Linked DNA regions of Homo sapiens: all the other regions are linked to region 1. Evidence: read pairs that join two places in POLR2A ChIA-PET (ENCODE). Cell type or tissue: GM12878. All regions are shown on one strand.

Region 1 (2,500 bases):
TTTATTTATTTATTTATTTATTTATTTATTTGTGACAGAGTCTCGCTGTGTCACCCAGGCTGGAGTGCAGTGGCGCCATCTCGGCTCACTACAACCTCCGCCTCCCGGTTTCAAGCAATTCTCCTGCCTCAGCTTCCCTAGTAGGTGGGATTATAGGCACCGACCACCATGCCCAGCTAATTTTTGTATTTTTAGTAGAGATGGGGTTTCACCATGTTGGCCAGGCTGACCTCGAACTCCTGACCTTAGGTGATGTGCCCAACTCGGGCTCCCAAAGTGCTGGGATTACAGGCGTGAGCCACTGCGCTTGACCTGTTCATCTGTTTTCAGTCTACTATTACTTTCAGTTCCCTTAAGCGGGGAAGGGAAGTCTGCCACTTAATAGTGGTAGAATTTGAATATAGTTCTGCCTTAACATTTTCCCCTCTCTATCATGGGTACGTCCAGCCTAAAGACTTGTTCTCAAAATTCAGCAAGATTTCTCCTTGTTAGGGAGGAATCTTCACTGATTTCAAGCAGGAGACCCATCAAAGTAAAACTCATTTATATTCAATACAGATCTTTCCTTCAGGTAGAAATCGAAGTTTCTTTAAGAAGGGCCTTAAACTCTTTGGGGATACTTGGGGCAGGAAGTGGAATCAACATACCCTTCCCAGGATGTTGGGAGAAAAAGCACCGTTCTTGGAGACTGGCCCTAGATAGGAGAGCAGGTCACTGGGCTTAATTTGGGGAATAGGAAGGGGGCTCTACAGGCTTAGGAAGAGTAGATAAAAGTTTTGTGATGAGCACTTGGTCCTCCCTCTGTTGTGGAAAAAGCTTATTTAGTGATTTTTTTGCCTGCTGGCAAATTGGCTATGTGGGTAGAAGTGTTAGATGGAATATGTTGCAGGCTAAGTGCATTTTATCTGTTCTATTCCAGTTATAAGTTCTGTGGAACTCCCACTGGATGCAGATGTACAGACCAGTAATCTACTGATAACCTTTTTAAAGTATAGCTCAATTGTCATGCAGGACACCAAAGGTAAGCCATAGCTATTTTGGGGGCTCAGGAAGTCAAAGGTGTGGCAGGCAGCTAGCATCAAAGAGCAACATTAATATTTTGAAGCTTTGACAAGATGAACTATTGGGGCCTTGTGTACATGGTCTTCATTGCTGGAAAATAGTGATGTCTCACCTAATTGCTAGATGGCAATTAGGTGGTGTTGGGAAAACCTGAAGCTGGAGGGGAGTACTCAAAAATAGAACAGGAAAAAAATTGGTCTCTTTGAAAGCTAGCAAATCTTCTTAGCAGATCTTGGTAAGTAGATGCAGACTCTTATGTGTGGGAAGTGGAGGGATTAGCACGCTTCAGGGAATTCCCTTTTGAGGACAGGAACTGAAAGCATCAGCTCGTGGTGAGAATTAGAGGACTGTCGTACACAGTACAGTAGGAAGAGGTGAGATTCAGAGGGACTCTGTTCTTGAACACTTAAAATAGAAGTGTCAATACCCATCCTAGAAATGCAAGAGTGGAAGTGGGAGAGGATTGAGTGTTGGAAAAGTTTGAGGTTTTGTTGTGTGATTTCCTGTTTTTCCTCTGTTTGTGATTTTGCCATGGCCTTTTACTTGGTGGTAGAGTAGTGGAGTAGTTGTCCTAGGATTGAGAAGGGGTTGGAAGGAGACACAGCAAATTCTATCCAGTATATATCTTAGTTTTGTTTTTTTTCCCCTACTTAGCATTTTTCTTTATACAGGATTTATGTGAGTGTTCACAATTTTTATGTTTGTTTTTATTGTGGTAAAGTATATATAACAAAATTTACCATCTTAACCATATTTAAATGTACTATTTAGTTGCATTACCTACTTCCATATTTTTGTACAACCATCATCACTGGCTGGGTACGGTGGCTCATGCCTGTAATCCCAGCCCTTTGGGAGGCTGAGGCGGGAGGATCACTTGAGGCCAGGAGTTCAAGACCAGCCTGGCCAACATGGTGAAACCTTGTCTGTACTAAAAATACAAAAATTAGCCGGCCGTGGTGGCATGTGCCTGTAATCCCAGCTACTCGAGAGGCTGATACAGGAGAATTGCTTGAACCCGGGAGGTGGAGGTTGTAGAGAGTTGAGATCGCGCCACTGTACCCCAGCTTGCATGACAGAGTGAGACTCCATCTCAAAAAAAAAACAACAAAACTATCATCACCATCCATCTCTAGAACTTTTTATTTTTCTGTTTTTTGAAGGCAGGGTCTCAGTCTGTCAGCCAGGCTGGAGTGCAGTAGTGTGGTTTCAGCTCACTGCAGCCTTGACTTCCTGGGCTCAGGTGATTCTCCCACCTCAGGCTCCTGAGTAGCTGGGACTACAGGTGTGCACCATTATACCTGGATAATATTTTTTTTGTGTGTGTATTTTTTGTAGATACGGGGTTTCGCCATGTTGCCCAGGCTGGTCTTGAACTCCTGGGCTCAAGTGATCTGCCCGCCTTGGCCTCCCAAAGTACTGGGATTACAGGTGTGAG
Region 2 (2,500 bases), 110 kb after region 1:
CGGGGGCCTGTAATCCCAGCTTCTTGGGAAGCTGAGGCAGAAGAATTGCTTAAACCCGGAAGGTGGAGGTTGCAGGGAGCTGAGATCGCACCATTGCACTCCAGCCTGGGCAACAAGAGCAAAACTCCGTCTCAAAAAAAAAAAAGGAAGAAAGAAAGAAACTACCAGTCAGCGTCAGGAGCAATGGCTCATGCCTGTAATCCCAGCATTTTAGGAGGTGAGGAGGGAGGACTGCCTGAGCTCAGGAGTTTGAGACCAGCCTGGGCAATCTGGCAAAACCCCATCTCTACAAAAAATACAAAAATTAGCCAGACATGGTGGCACATGCCTGTAGTCCCAGCTACTTGGGAGGCTGAAGTGGGAGGATTGCTTGAGCCAAGGAGATGGAGGCTGTAGTGAGCCATGTTTGTGCCACTGCACTCCAGCCTGGATGACAAAGTGAGACCCTGTCTCAAAAAAAAAAAAAAAAAAAATACCAGTCAGGTATCCTGTAGAATGTCCCCTGTCTGATATTTTTCTTGTGATTAGATTGAGATATTAAGTGCCCTTCTCATCAGATCATACCAAGGGTTACATGGTATCTACATGATATCACTGGCAATCTACAGCTTCATCATTTGGTTAAGGTAGTGTTTACCAGGCTTCTTTGCTATAAAGTTACTGTGTTTCCCATTTGCTACTCTAGTCTTTGGCAATAAATCACTAAATCTAGCCCACCCTCAGGAATGAGAAATAAACTTCATTTCCTATAGGGAGAAGTATCTACATATATTATTTGAAATTGTTCTATGAGAAAGATTTGTTGGCCAGCCGCTGTGGCTCATGTCTATAATCCCAGCACTTTGGGAGGTGGAGACCTGTGGATTGCTTGAGCCCAGGCTTGAGCCTGGGCGACATGGCAAAACCGTGTTTCTACCAACAAAATACAAAAATAATTAGCCGGGCATGCTGGCACATGCCTGTAGTCCCAGCTGCTAGGGAGGCTTAGGTGGGAGGATCGCTTGAGCCTGGGAGGTTAAGGATGCAGTGAGCCATGATTGTGCCACTGCATTCCAGACTTGGTAACAGAGTGACACCCTGTCTAAAATATAAATATAAATAAATATATATATATATATGAAAAAAAGAGATTTGTCTCTCTCTATGAATCATTTATATTCATATGGACTCATGTAAAACCCTGATCTAAAACCTGTGTTCTTTTTGCTACACCAGGCAAGAAATGACAAAGACCTATACCAAGGCACTGGTTTCAGGGAAATTTATTTCAGATTTCAGAGATTTTTAAGAGGTAGATTTGATAAGACTAGGTAATTTTGGATGTGACTAAGTGATGGAGAAGGGAGTGTTTTAAAATGACACTCAGCTTTTGGGTTGAATGGCCGGATATAAAATTTTGGTTTGAAACTATTTACTAACAAGTATGAAGATTGCTTCTATTTAGCCTATATGTTGTTGGCCCAGCTTTACTGAGTGCCCTGTTCTCCCAAGTCAGACAAGACAGCTTTTCTTTCTGATTGAAGCACCAGGGCCCCCTAGTGGACAGCCCTCTGGGTTCCCTTTCTCATCTGAAGGACTCAATATTTTTGTTTGGCTTTGGGTTTTTTCCGTTAGTTCATTTGCAGAGCAGAGATGCTTGATTCTATTTTCTGTCTAATAGTAAATCCTTCCCACTTCAGAGTTATCAATTCACCCCCATTTGTGACTACCTCATGTTCAATAAGAGGAAGTTACCCAGTCACAATCGGTCCCATGCTCTAGTACTCTAAACCAGAGGGTACTTGATCCTTATTTTTTAACAGATGTATCCACCTCTTCTATCTGGCACCATATTAATACGAATTCTTTGTTTCAGAGCCATCATCAACCACTTTAACCCCAAAATTGAGTCCTACGCTGCTGTGAATCACATATCCCAACTGTCAGAGGAGCAGGTAAGCCACTACTTTCCCCAGATGACCTAGTTGGTGGCTAGGATCAAGCAGTTGCCTTCTCTCTGATGGCAGGGGGATTCTGTGACTGAGCTTTTGTGGTAGTGACCAGGGCCAGGCTGCTGAGAGGAATTAGTGTGGGGTTGGTTGATAGTACTTTTAATACAGAGTGATGCTGTCTGCGTTTGTGCCATCTGAAGGGTTTGTTAATTATATAGAAGATATGTAGGTGAAAATCTGGTGAATTATTTGTTTTAGAGTGTGATAAGGCATTTCTTTTTTTAAAATTTTAGGCAGAGAGTCATTTTGATTTTTGAAAATAAGAAATGAGAACTTAGAAATGGATGAAACTGCCAATTAGAAAAACCCTGAGTTCAGCTTAATTTGAAGCTATTTGGCTCGTTAAAACATGAGCCCTCATTGGGACAGATTTTCCTTAGTAATTGAGTTCTCTTTGCCTTGAGCAATTATTTTTGAGGAGGTTTTTCTGTGGTATGGACTGAGTTAGAGATGCAGATAGCCTTGTGTCTTTGTTTTCTTTAAATCTGGCCTGATTTCCCCTTCTCCCA
Region 3 (2,500 bases), 100 kb after region 1:
CTGTAGCCCCAGGAACTCTGCCAGTAACTTCGGACCTGCCACTAGAGAACAGAGTAAGGTAGTCAGAAGCACAGAGTGATGGATCTGAGCAACGATAGGATAATCTTATAGGTGTTTTATGTTTAGGAAAGTTTTGGAGCCTCTTTTCATTTATTGAAAGATTTAATAAAAAGTAGACATAAGGGGAATGGATTAAGTGATGATGCCTTTTATGGAAATGTAGATGGTCCATTTGACTTTTGTGGTTCTTTCAACACTTGTGGTTCATTCTTCTCCATTTACATTGGATCATTGGGTAAAGTAAGCAACTAGATGCACTGGTCAGTAGTTTATCCTTCTTGCTGGTTGTCAAAATGCCTTTTATACTAACTAAGGTTCCATTTTTGTGTCTTTGGTCCTGAAAAGAATGGCCACAGGGACAGTAGTATAATTTATGGAGGGAAATAATTGTCCTGAAAGGGTTAAGACCTAAACCTTAGGGGGTAAGTTAGAAGGATAATCCTAACAGGTCAGTTGCTGATGTTTTGATTAGATAGTTTCAAAGTGAAAAGGTTAGAAGGTATTCTTACTTGAGGTTTTATTTTGTTTAATGTTAATCAGCAGAGTCTTTGAGGCTTGTAATGCACTTCTGTTAACAGGCATCAAGGGAAATTGCTTTTTTTGTTGTTGGTGATTTGGGTGGGCTGAAGATTCATTGACTCCATGAAGAAGGAAGCTTAGTACTGCATGAAATGGGAGTCTGTGAGGCAATTCTGAAGGTGAAAGAAATGTTAGTTTAAAATTAAATAACTCAACCTCAGATGAACCATTTTAACTACTGCCACATACACTCAGTCATACCTTTACCCCTTCTCAAAAGCCAGTATTTTACCTGTATGCCTGAAGGTTTCCCAGGTAAAAGCAATTACGAATATGATGGTTTTCTTGTCTTTAATCTCAGATACCTGAGAACATACTCTGTAGTATATTGCATAGTAGTATATCACTGGACTGGTCTAGGAAAAGGGAAGCTGCCTTGGGGGAAAAAAAATTCCTTAGGGCTAGTTAGATGGTATACAGGAAAACAGAGAGGAAAGTTTTGGAAGTGAAATTCAACCAAAGAAACTACTACTCAGAGAGGTTGGTCTCTTGCCCAAAGTCACACAGTTAATAAGTGGAGGAATCCAGATTTTTTCAAATCTCCTTTCTCTAAAGCCTTGCTGTTTTCTGTATGAACCATGTTGTTCGGGGAAGCAATGGTATTTTAACTGGGCCTTCAAGGAAAAAGATGACTTAGGCTTTTTAGTGGTGATAACATTCTATGTGAAGAGATCCAGGTAAACAAAAGCAAGACATCCAGGTGTAAATATTTAGTAAGCATTTGAAAATACAGGGCTACAGCTCTTAATGAGGTTGGAGCTTAAGATCCAAATTTTTTACTAAGCTTGAGAAATTCACCCACAATCAGACTCGTTAATGTAAATCTGGTAGTCTTATAAGAGTAGTTTTAGGGTGAAACCTTCAAGAATCTTCATATACATACATATATGTGTGTGTGTGTGTGCGCGTGTGCGCGTATTGAGTATAACAGTTATGTTTCCTCCTTCCTTGGAATGAGAGTTACAAAAACAACTTTTGCTTGTTTTTCCCTGTTCTGCCTGAAAGATGTACATAGCAGCTTTTAGAGATAGCCTGCTTCCTTCAGGTATCTCAGTAATGAAACAATCGCCATGTTCTGAGCTTCTGAATGAAACTATTTATTTATTGTTTCATTAAAGACTCGTAGATGCTTCTGTCCATGGGAGATTGCATTTTGGAGGATTTGCTTTAGCTTTATATTGGATATGAGGAGGAATCCACATTTTCTTTTTCTTCTTCTTTTTTTTTTATTTCTTAAGACTGGGTCTTGCTCTGTCACCCAGGCTAGGGAGCGCAGTGGTGTGATCATGGTTCCCTGCAGCCTTGACATCCCTGGCTCAAATCATCCTCCCATCTCAGCCTCCTGAGTAGCTGGGACTACAACAGGCACATGTCACCATGCCCAGCTAATTTTAAAAAAAAAAAATTTTTTTTTTTGTGCTCCTGAGCTAAGCACTTCTCCCACTTCAGCCTCGCAAAGTGCTGGAATTACAGGGGAGAGCCACCGTGCCTGGTCCACATTTTCTCTTAAGCTATATTGCCTACATTGTTAAAGGAACATTTCCATGCTTATCTTTAATGCAAGTTCGACATTAACTATGTGTCTCAGTTAACAACCACCCGGCACTTGGGAAAAGAGAGCTGCTTTGCAGAGTCATGAGTCAGAGAGAATAAGTTTACAATGGACCAAGAAATCCCCAGCCGGTTTACTGTTCATCCTTACTGTTCCATCTATCCACTTCATTTTGCTTCAGCCTGTATAAGTGACCTCTATCTTCTGCAGTCAGAAGTTGACAGTTGCATTGGAGGGTGGCCCAGATTCCTGCTCTTAAAGGTGCATTGGGCACAGTGCCATCCCTCACTGTGGCTGGCTTTAGCAATT

What was found. ChIA-PET counts read pairs that join two places held together with the same protein. Peaks named below come from ENCODE experiments on the same cell type or tissue, not always from the same donor. Only the 100,000 strongest peaks of a DNase experiment are listed, where the experiment ranks them.
Region 2: POLR2A ChIA-PET joins it to region 1 with 12 read pairs; 16 of 35 experiments call an interaction of 5 or more read pairs at or near these places.
Region 3: POLR2A ChIA-PET joins it to region 1 with 10 read pairs; 16 of 35 experiments call an interaction of 5 or more read pairs at or near these places.

What each region holds. Positions count from the first base shown.
Region 1 is chr10:102,000,492-102,002,991 of GRCh38, reverse strand. It overlaps ARMH3 (armadillo like helical domain containing 3), which reads left to right. Exons shown (of 26, transcript NM_024541.3): 15 at 920-1,021. Among named protein-coding and RNA genes, the nearest start is that of ARMH3, 54 kb to the left of the region's middle. In GM12878, no CTCF peak of the experiment used is centred here; DNase peaks (open chromatin) are centred at 391 and 1,351; H3K4me3 peaks cover 590 bases; H3K27ac peaks cover 2,383 bases.
Region 2 is chr10:101,888,846-101,891,345 of GRCh38, reverse strand. It overlaps ARMH3 (armadillo like helical domain containing 3), which reads left to right. Exons shown (of 26, transcript NM_024541.3): 24 at 1,856-1,934. Among named protein-coding and RNA genes, the nearest start is that of KCNIP2, 46 kb to the right of the region's middle. In GM12878, a CTCF peak has its summit at 1,537 (motif pointing left); a DNase peak (open chromatin) is centred at 1,525; H3K4me3 peaks cover 525 bases; H3K27ac peaks cover 1,461 bases.
Region 3 is chr10:101,897,732-101,900,231 of GRCh38, reverse strand. All of the region lies in intron 23 of ARMH3 (armadillo like helical domain containing 3), which reads left to right. Among named protein-coding and RNA genes, the nearest start is that of KCNIP2, 55 kb to the right of the region's middle. In GM12878, no CTCF peak of the experiment used is centred here; no DNase peak of the experiment used is centred here; H3K27ac peaks cover 170 bases.